Linked DNA regions of Homo sapiens: region 1 is linked to region 2. A link is a contact called in ENCODE POLR2A ChIA-PET data. All regions are on one chromosome and are shown on one strand. The core of a region is the stretch at or near the end of the contact, and the rest is flanking DNA. Distances in the headings are between cores, read along the strand shown.

Region 1 (5,305 bases), core at 1,980-4,479, 340 kb after region 2:
CGTCGTCCCCTTCCACAGCCTCCTCCTTCCCCACATCCTTTTGGATTAATCCAAACAAGTGTTTCCTTTTGTTTGGCCTTCCTTGAGATGCTACCTGCTCCTGTCTGTGTCTCGCCGCTGCTGTTTGTTTCCTGCAGCAGCACTTATCACTTTCTAAAATGAACATCTTTGTTGAGTTACCTGTTTATTGTCCGCCTTCTCTCTAAAATGTGTGATTCTGGTGAATTTTATTCACTTCTCTGTCCTCAGTGCCTACAAAAGCATTGACTGAATTTATGAATTCATGCAAACTGATATCATTTTAAATCTATAGGTTCCAATCCCAATTGGGTCCCCACTGCTGTTCAACAAACCTTTAGTCAACAAATTCCTTTCCTTGAGTTATAAGAACCTCCTTCACCACTGTTATAAATTCACTTCAGCAAATGATCTGGTCCTTCACACCCCAATGGCAGCCCCTCTAAGGACCTCATGGGTTTAGGGATATTTAGGGTACTGTTCGGTCTGTCTCATAGTTAGCATCTCTGCTGCATTAGGCAAGGTTTCCCAGTCTCTCTTTTAAATCCTTCTCCTGTGGCTTACACAAAACCATTCTCTCTTGGTTTTCATTCCTCAGACCTGCTGGATCAAAATCTCCATAGACAAGACCCAAGTGTGTATGTGTGTGTGGGTGTGTGTGTATTTCAAGGCAGAGTCTTGCTCTGTCACTTCACCCAGGCTGGAGTGCAGTGGCACAATCATGGCTCATTGCAGCCTTGACCTGCTGGGCTTAAGTGATTCTCCCACCTCAGCCTCCCAATAGCTGGGTCTACAGGCATGATCTGCCATGCCCATCTAATTTTTTTTATTTTTATCTTTTTAGTAGAGATAAAATCTCGCTATGTTGCCCAGGCTGGTCTCAAACTCTTGAGCTCAAGCAATCCTCCCAGCTCAGCCTCCCAAAGTACAAGGATTACAGGCATGAGCCACTGTGCCTGGCCTGTTTGGTTTTTGTTTTAAGAGCCACTGATAAACAGGTAGGACTGACAACTTCTTGTGGATTTCTTCTCTTCTCCTTTTCTTGTCCAGGGACAGCTTTAAACTTAGCAACTGGGTAAAAGCCAAGGTAAGGTTATAGGGGGCTGGGCTTGCGGGGGACAGATTTTGCCTTAAAACTGCCTTTGCATGACAAACACATCTCTTTTATTTGGATTACACGTTTCCAGATCATTACAAATGGGAAATTTTAATCAAGATGCCCATATACACAGCTTACATAAAGGCAATTGTAAGATGCATGTATTCAATATTTACATGTTTCAGAAAATATTAGTTGCCATATAGAAGAATATTGCTATGCCATGGTGATTATCATTTGGGGGGAAATCATTTGAAGGGATGCTGCCTCAGAAGGACCAGGCGCCAAAGATGTTAAGGTATGTTGCTAAGAGATGGGGTGTCCCCACTATTGACACCCCCTCATTTTCCCACTCTCTTAGCTTCAGCTTCAGCTTCCTACCTAGACCCCAACGATACTCAAATCTATGACTTTAAGAACACATAGCCTCTTTCTCCCTCAAATGTGAATTCCTCATTCTCAATGGATGACGAATCTTTTCCAACTGATACTTAACAGGACCCATTGGTATATTGGGGCTGGTATTTTTGGGGGCTGGTATATTTAACAACTGTTAAATACCAGCCCCAATATACCACTTTCTCTCCTAAACTTCCTTTCTTTCACTGAGTCCAGTGGACTATATTTTTGATTTAAATTTTTTCTCCATCTCTCCACCATTTCTTGAATCTGGATAATCAGGTCTTGTTTAAATGATTGGAATTGCTTTTTGACAAGCCAGCCTACCTCCAATACCTAAACATGTTCCATCCCTCCACTGACAAACTACTAAATACTTCCATAGTTATCTTTCCAAAGAGACAATCCGATTATCTCCACTACCTTCCCCTCTTGTTTTAAAACCCTTCAGTGGCTCTCCCATTAAGGACTAGAGTCATATCTCCTTATTCCTGCATGCAATGTCCTTTGTGATCAGACCTCGGCTCATTTCCCAGGCTCATCACCCTCCTGTCCTCCCCAGGCCTTAGCCAGCTCTCATTATGTGAGAGTTTGAGAAGATGTCACTAAATTGTAGCCTTTCAAATGCCTTCAACTCCTAGGCATGGACTTATGCCTCCAAAAATGCAAAGTAATAAAATGTGGAAAATAATCAGTTTATTTTTATTTGCGGGTTGGTTTTATTTCACATGCTAAGGTTCTTCTAAATTTATTCTGGCTTCCCTGCAGCAATTCTGCCCAATTCCATTTTACGTGAAATAACAGCAGCAAAGTTCAGAAATACTGCCACCTTGTGATCACAGAGTAGGTGAAAAGCCAAGTGGTCCTCCCTTTATAAACATGTTTATAAACAGAGGAGCTCAGAACTGGAGAGATTCCCTGACCAGTCCCTCTTTCCAGGCCTTAAAACTAACAACCACTTGATTACTGCTAGAAACTCAAAATTACAAAACTCTACCTTTAGGGTCTACTCTTAGTGACTCTCTTTTGTAGAGTTTTGTTGGTTTCCCTCCCCCAGATTATTTAAAGATACTGAAGGACCCACTTATTTAAGCCATCTTCAGGTTCAGGTCCTTTGAAGCCCAGAGAACTTTTTTAAGCCTTTTACTTTTAGGAGGTATGTGCTCCAGACCATAGCTGTCAACTGTATTAGGACAGCAGTGAGTTGATGCTATTTGACAATACAAACCCAAAACAGGGCGTGTAAGAAGTCCTCAAGAGCTGCTTATTGAGAGAATTAATGAATAAACAAATGAACAGCAGATACGATGACGATTTTAAGAGTGGAGAAAAATGTTTCTAATATTTTTGAAAGCAGTCATTTTATTTTGAAATGTCAAGTCCATCTTGAAACATTGACATATTCTATACTCTTGAGCTATTTAAGGTGGGTTTGAATAAAAGAATAATGGAGGTGTAGAGAGGCGAAGTGACCTATGTCTAGTGGCATACCAACAATAAATAGGTTCAGGGCAACTCAGGGCATTGCAAAGATGGGTGAGGCTGAAAGGAAATGTAAAACATATTCATTCAAACCCCTTTTGATACTGCTTTGCAAAAACAGGTTCATCCAGTTCTTCCTTTCTCTCTCTCTGTCTCTCTCTCTTTCTTGAGACAGGATCTTACTCTGTCACCCAGACTGAAGTGTAGTGGTGTGATCATGACTCACTGTAGCCTCAATCTCCCAGGCTCAAACAATTCTCAGGCCTCAGCCTCCGCACCTGGCTAATATTTTGATTTTTTGTAAAAACAGGTGCCCACGCTGGCTCAAATTCCTGAGCTCAAGTGATCCATGCACCTCGGCCTCCCAAAGTGCTGGGATTACAGGCAAGAGCCACAACACCCAGCCTTCTTCCTCTCTTTGGCTCTATTCTTAACTATTATTTCATCACATAGACTAGCTTATTTTTTAAGGTTTGTTCTCAGAATGATTGTTTTCAAATGACTTAGAACTGGATTTCTCATAAGCAGCATAGTAGCCACTGGAGACTTTTGTACACAGGTAGAGAATAAGCTGCTTTGAAAAGTCATTGGTCATTCCAAAACTCATTTGTATCATGAGACATCATAGAATATATGCTTTGTAAATAATTTGTTTTTCAGAGTCAATAACTAATTACCAGTTCATGCCCTATAAATAAATCCATATTGGAAATTATGTCTAAGTAGATTCATCACAGAAACGATTGGCCGACTGACCAAACAGCAAACTTCATGATTTACTTCTTGGCTTAGCTGCTCTCTTTGCATTTCTTTTTTAAGCAGTCCTCTTCCCCCATCATTATTATAGTAAAGAAGGAAAATGGACAAGGTGAAGCAAGGCTAGACAGGTGTGAATTTAAAAATCACTGATCCTAGAAAATGTTTGCAGCTTTTGGGTTGTAAGAAAGTGAAGTAGGCCTGACATGCTGGCTCACGCCTATAATCCCAGCACTTTGGGAGGCTCAGTCAGGAGGATCACTTGAGCCTAGGAGTTTGAGACCAGCCTGGCAATATACGGAGATCCCATCTCTACTGAAAGTACAAATAAAAAATTAGCAAGTCATGGTAGAGCATCCCTGTGGTCCTAGTTACTCAGGAGGCTGAGGTAGGAGGATTGCTTGAGCCCAGGAGGTCGAGGCTATAGCAAGCTGTGTTCGCAAGGAAGAAGATGAAGCAGGTTCTGTGACACAGAACAGAATTCAGGGCAAGTGCAGGGCTGGGCAGCCTCACACTGTAATTCACACTCAGGGCAATAAACAGAAAATAATTTTCAGAATGAAATCATGGCATTGATCTTGTCATCATCTCGAGCACTTGAGATTTTGAAACAAATTAACATTGTCTCCTTAAATGCAAGGTATCCTTCTTAGGCTCCTTAAGGAACTTTGCCATTTAAAAAAGTTAAGTTTTCAAGATAAAGAGACCTACTTTGGTCACAGTGAAGATTATGACTAGCCAATTGGCAAATGCCAGAAGAAATCCATGTGTTTCTTTTCCTTTCACTCTGCCCATGTTCCACGTATATCAGTTCCACTTAGCTAAGTTGTCTGCTCCTTTTGACTTGCTGGAATATCACAATGCAAGTCTGGTGGGCACAGAAATTCTGGGATGGTGTCTAGCCTTAATTAAACACCCCCAACTGTGGTGCAGTCAAACCTTGAGATTTTCATGACTACTGAGACCTGGACAAAAAACAAGTATTTTTTGCCCAGTAGAGTTGAAAGCCGAAATAAGCAAACAAGAAGGAGGAAACATATAAGTAGGAGATTGCAAAGGCAGAGAGGTAAAGATGGCTTAGCTCCAGGTGGTCAATGATGCTCTATCCAGATGAGGGGCTTTGGGGCCCAGAGCCTGCATGTCCTGATGGGTTTTCAATTCTGAGCACAAGATATTCATCTGAAATGTTAATTTTCCATGTTCAGCCATTTGCCATCCGGATAAAATTCCCAGCACAGCTTCTGCACAAACTCAGGATAAGGTGGCAAGCTCTTAACTGCCTTGACTGGTAAACCATGTAAATAACCCCTTTTCATTGTTTTTTTCCACAGGCAAGATAGAGTAGTCTTTCTAATATTAACTTCAGCATAAATATTGAAACTCACATAACTTGAATATTGAAAAAAGCTTCCAAATGGTCTTTGAATTTAAATAGCACCTTGAGACTCCCAGCCCCCAGAACAGCTCTAAAATTCAAATGACTAACCAACTTGCCATTCTTTGCCTTCTCTAATTTCCATATTTCTTTTTTTTTGTGCTAATAATTAGCCA
Region 2 (5,079 bases), core at 1,240-3,739:
TATCTAAATAGCTCTGTAGGTTTTAGAGAAGGTTAAAGAAGGTAAGGGTGGTGATGTGTTTATTGGAGGTGGGAAGGTGGAAGTTGGAGGAGTGTACATCAATGGGCCCTTTTTTGTTTAGTGTCCTGGGAAATGTGGCCATTTCTGAAAGTCACGTGAGTCAAATGGAAGAGATAATTTGAGAGCTCTGATATTGCTGGTATACAGGAAATAAGAAATAGGATGAGAATAAAAATATTGAGCTGTAATGAAGGCCCATGTGAGAGTGGAAATGACAAATGTACACTAGTGGCTAATTGTTACAATGTTGTCATTTTATTCAACTGAGCTCAACATGTCAGGAGCAGAAAAAATGAATGTGATAGGATTAAGTAAGGTGTATTAGTCTGTTCTCTCATTGCTATAAAGAAATACCCGAGACTGAGTAATTTGTAAAGAAACAAGGTTTAATTGGCTCACAATTCTGCAACTGTACAGGAAACATGATTCTGGCATTTGCTTGGCTTCTGGGGAGACCTCAGGAAACTTACAATCATGGTGGAAGGTGAAGGAGAGGCAAGCCTGTCTTACGTGGCAGAAACAGGAGGAAGAGAAAGCGGGAAATTCCTGGTTTCCCAGAAAGTCTCTGGCTCTAAATCATATTCAGTTTCAGCAGAATAGTTGTGTCTAACCTTTCCCACGCTGCTGCTACACACTTTTAAACAACCAGATCTCTTGAGAACTCACTCACCATACAGTACCAAGGGGAGCTGGTGCTAAGCCATTCATGAGAACTCCACCACCATGATCAAATCCCCTCCCGTGAGGCTCCTCCACCAGGGCTGAGAATTACAATTCAACATGAGATTTGGGTGGGAACAGAGATACAAACCACATCAGAAGGATTTGCTGGACCCAACACCCAGGAATCAGGAAGGTGGGAGACAAAGATGTTGCAAAGACATGGCTGAAATTATTGACTGTATGGTCCAAGCTGGGTGAGAAAATTGAAACCAAGAGGAATTTGAGAGGGTATAGGGAGGCATGATGAGAGTGGAAATGTCACAGTACAGACATAGTTAGAGTGTGAGAAGTGGAAGAATTAGAAGTAGAGATTGGAGAGTGAAATTTTGCTAAGAGAATATGCTAGGGTCTGAATGTTTGTGTCCCCTCAAAATTCGTGTGCTGAAAACCTAATCATCAAGGTGATGATATTAGAGGATGGGGTTCTTGGGAGGTGATTAGATCACGAGGGTGGGGCCTTCATGAATGGGGTTAGTGTCCTGACGAAAGAGGCCCCAGAGAGTTCCCTTGCTCCCTTTCACCATGTGAGGACACAGCTAAAAGGCATGACCTATGAGGCAAAAAGCAGGCCAATGGCAAACACGGAAACTGCTGGCACCTTAATCTTGGACATTATAGCCTCCAGAACTGTAAGAAATATTTCTCTTATTTACAACCTACCCAGTGTATAGTATTTTGTCATAGCAGTCTGAACTGACTTTGACAGACAATTCCTGGTAGTGGCTGGTATCTGGACTGTGGCCCTGGGAGTGGACTGATGTGTAAGAATGAAGGCAAAGTTCGATGATCTGTGAGGCTGGGAAGATACCCAAATCAACACATACATCGCCTCATGTAGGATACATTAAGACTCTGGTTGAAGAGAAAGTCTACATCAATTTAGACCACTTGGCCTCTGAAAAGATGTTGCCCTTGTTGATTTTCTGTGTATATATATATATTGCTGAGTCTTTGGTTGATAATGCTTTTTTTTTTTTTAATTCTCAAGAGTCAAAAAGTCCCCACAGAGAAGACCCACTTGCTAATCCTGAGCAGACCATGCAATGGAAGCATCTTGAGGCAGAGTGGTGAAGCTGAAAGCCCTGGACTAGGAACTGGAGCTGTAGAGTCCTGCTGTGGTTCTGCTGTTGACTTACTTGTTTAAATCAGAGATGAAATAACAACCTCTCTGGGCCTCTTATCTGTGAAATGAGAGGTTTGGCTAATGTGGTTTCCCAGGAATTTTCTGGCTCTAAGTTACATTCAATTTCAGCAGAATATTTGTTTCTAACCTTTCCCATGCTGCTGCTGAGTTGGCCTAATTGCTAGCCCTCCACTGATTTCATTCTGCCCCACCCCACCCTCAGATGACTCCTTCTTTCCACTTAGAGATAACAGCACCAATTAACTCAGGATAATTTCCCTCACTGCCAAAACTATTTCCAAAATGCAAACTTGTGGCTGCTGATTCATGCTGCTAGAGAAGCACTGTTTCTTTCTGACTGGCTTCACGTGTGTTGCCACTACAGGAAGAGACCAAGTCACTGGTAAAAAGCTAGGGTAACCAGGAGAAATGGCCCCTTCAGATGACACTGTGAGAGTCAACAAGGTAAGAAAGAGGAAGCTTTAAAATCACCACCATCATCATTTTTGAAATGTGGAAAGTTAGTTATGCATGGTGCTTGCCCTTGGGTACCTTAAAATTGAAAACATATAAGCAAAACACCATATATGGCCTGGCACAGTGACTCATGCCTATAAATCCCAGCACTTTGGAAGGTGGAGGTGGGTGGATGGCTTGAGCCCAGGAGTTTCAGATCAGCTTGTGCAATATGGTGAAAGCCTGTATCTGCCAAAAAAAAAAAAAAAAAAGAAAAGAAATACACAAAAATTAGCTGGGTGCAGTAGTGCATACCTGTAGTCCCAGCTACTCAGAAGGCTGAGGCAAGAAGAACGCTTGAGCCCAGGAGTTTGAGGATGCAGTGAGCCATGATTGCACCACTGCACTCCAGCCTAGGTGGCAGATCAAGACCCTGTCTCAAAAGAAAAAAAAAATATCAAAAACCAACAAAAACCAAAAACCATATAAACATCATCTTGTAAAGTAAATAAATATATAAGTGATTTAGGAGTCAACACATATTACTCAAGAGCACCCTATTGAGGCCCCAAGTCTCATTGACAAGATCTAATTGGAGTTTATATCTGTAAGGCCAACACTATGAGAATGAATGGGGTGATGAGCAGAAAAATAGTAGGGCTGGGGAGGGGACACAAAGAGAGACATTCTCAGCACAATGCCCAAAGGAGCTCCTTCTTTTACATGGCTAGATGACAAGAGGAAGTGATGAAGTCATAAAAGGAGTCAATGAGAGAGAAAGAAATGGGTGAGCGAAGTTCCTCAGTATCAAATAAAATGTAGTTCAAAGGAGGAGAGGCTGGTGTGAAGAGGAAAATGACAAAGGTGAGTCAAAAAAGCTAGGCCTGGAATAGGTTTTTGGAATTATCCATTATGAGGTCATTGACAACTTTGTCATAGGAGTTTCTGTGGAATTACAGGGCAGGATCCAGACAACATTAATTTACATAGCAAATGTTTGGAATGAAAGTGATGTTTCTAAGTCGAGACTATTCTTTCAGAAAAATTAACAGCAAAGTTTGGTACTCAAGGGGATAATAAAAACAAGGGAAAAATTTTGAGGAGGAATAAACCTTGGCCTGAGGTTAAAACAAAAAGGAAGAATTGATTGGAAGCAGGGCATTAACAACACATAGAAGAAGAATGGCACAATGGATGAAGCAGAAACCAGAGAAAGGAGACGAGCTCACAATCCTGGGTGAAGGAATGAGGGGAAAGGAGGGTAAAGAGATTCTGAGTTTTCAAAAATAAAGGATATCAGCAGAGAGGCAGATATAAAGCTGGCCAGTAACTTTTATGTGGAGAGTTTCTTGAAGATTTCAAGCATAGGAAGAGGGGAGAAGAGCAGAGTGCTATGATCCAAGATCTAGGCTTAGAAAGTTCCAGAAAAAGAAGAATTAGAACAAGTAATTGGCTTATCTCCAAATATGCCCAAAGATGGGACCGAAGACATTGCCTCACCTGCATAACAGGGAACAATTTACTATAAAACTAGAAATGATTGGAGCAAAGGTTGATTCTCTCACCTCTTATTACTGTTGTCTCCATTTCTATTACTAACATGGAGGGGCAGGAAAAAAAAAAACAAAGAAAAATCATTGCTGATCCTAGTAAGGACTTCTGCACATATGTGACCAACTGCTCTGTAGAGTGTATATTTGACAACCCAGAGTTCTGCTGGTGTGGCATACAACCATTAAATTACCTAAAACTTCTTGTTAGCTAAAAAATAGTTTCTACTTATATCATTTGTAAGTATCCTCAGTATACTCTAATTTTTTGCTGACTGGAGACCTATTTTGGGAAATATATACAGGTCCACAGCTCCTTATCAAAACAGCACCTAAGTAAGGCTCAGCCTCTTCTACTGAGTTTCACACACTATAGTAGTGGTCAATAAGCTTTATTCTCAGATATACATTCAAAGGTTTTAAAGAAAAAATACATACTTTTTCATAAATTTTTAAGTTAACATCTAAAATTTTTCATTAACACTATAAATGATTACAAAGGATATCATTTTCCTGTGTGTTATAAATGAATGACATTGAAAAATAGAACCATTACTTCATTTTTTGAAAAGTACTAATGACATCAAAATACCATAGTGATCATTTAAAAACAAATTTTTGATTGACATATAACATTTAAAAATGTACCAAATTATGAGTGTACATCCCACTGGTTCCACAGAGTTAAGACACTCATGTAACCAGCAAACAGACAAACAGTTTAAGAAGTTCTTCTTCGCTCCTTCTAAGACAGTCCTTTGCCACAAAGGTAACCATTATTGGGACTTTAGTATCACAGATTAGTTTCCTGTTTTTAAACTCTATGTAAATGGGATTATATAGTAGTTATGCTTTTGAATATGGCTTCTTTTGCTCAGTATTAAGTTTATGGAATTTATTGTTGGGAGTAGAAATACGTCATTCTCCTTGCTGTGTTGTAGTCCTTAGTAGGAATATACTGCAATTTATTTATTACATTTTTAGTGTACATTTGAATTATTTTCAATTTGAGGCTATTATGGGCAGTGCTGCTGTACATATTTTTATTCATGCTTTTTTGTGATGTATGTAAACATTTATGTTAGTTGTATGTCTAACAGTGAAACTGTTGGAAGATTGGGTCATGCATATATTCAGCTTTTTTTATATATTGTCATATATTCAGAC

What was found. ChIA-PET counts read pairs that join two places held with the same protein, here RNA polymerase II (POLR2A).
Region 1: POLR2A ChIA-PET joins it to region 2 with 12 read pairs in H1. The contact joins two enhancer-like sites. POLR2A ChIA-PET finds 5 or more read pairs at or near these places in 2 of 52 experiments (B cell and H1).

What each region holds. Positions count from the first base shown.
Region 1 is chr4:154,504,127-154,509,431 of GRCh38, forward strand. No RefSeq gene overlaps it. Among named protein-coding and RNA genes, the nearest start is that of DCHS2, 15 kb to the left of the region's middle. Within about 2 kb of position 3,230, at least 3 of the 41 ENCODE cell types and tissues checked have a DNase peak (open chromatin) inside an H3K27ac peak, as active enhancers do.
Region 2 is chr4:154,163,207-154,168,285 of GRCh38, forward strand. All of the region lies in intron 10 of LOC101927947 (a long non-coding RNA gene), which reads left to right. Among named protein-coding and RNA genes, the nearest start is that of DCHS2, 330 kb to the right of the region's middle. Within about 2 kb of position 2,490, at least 4 of the 41 ENCODE cell types and tissues checked have a DNase peak (open chromatin) inside an H3K27ac peak, as active enhancers do.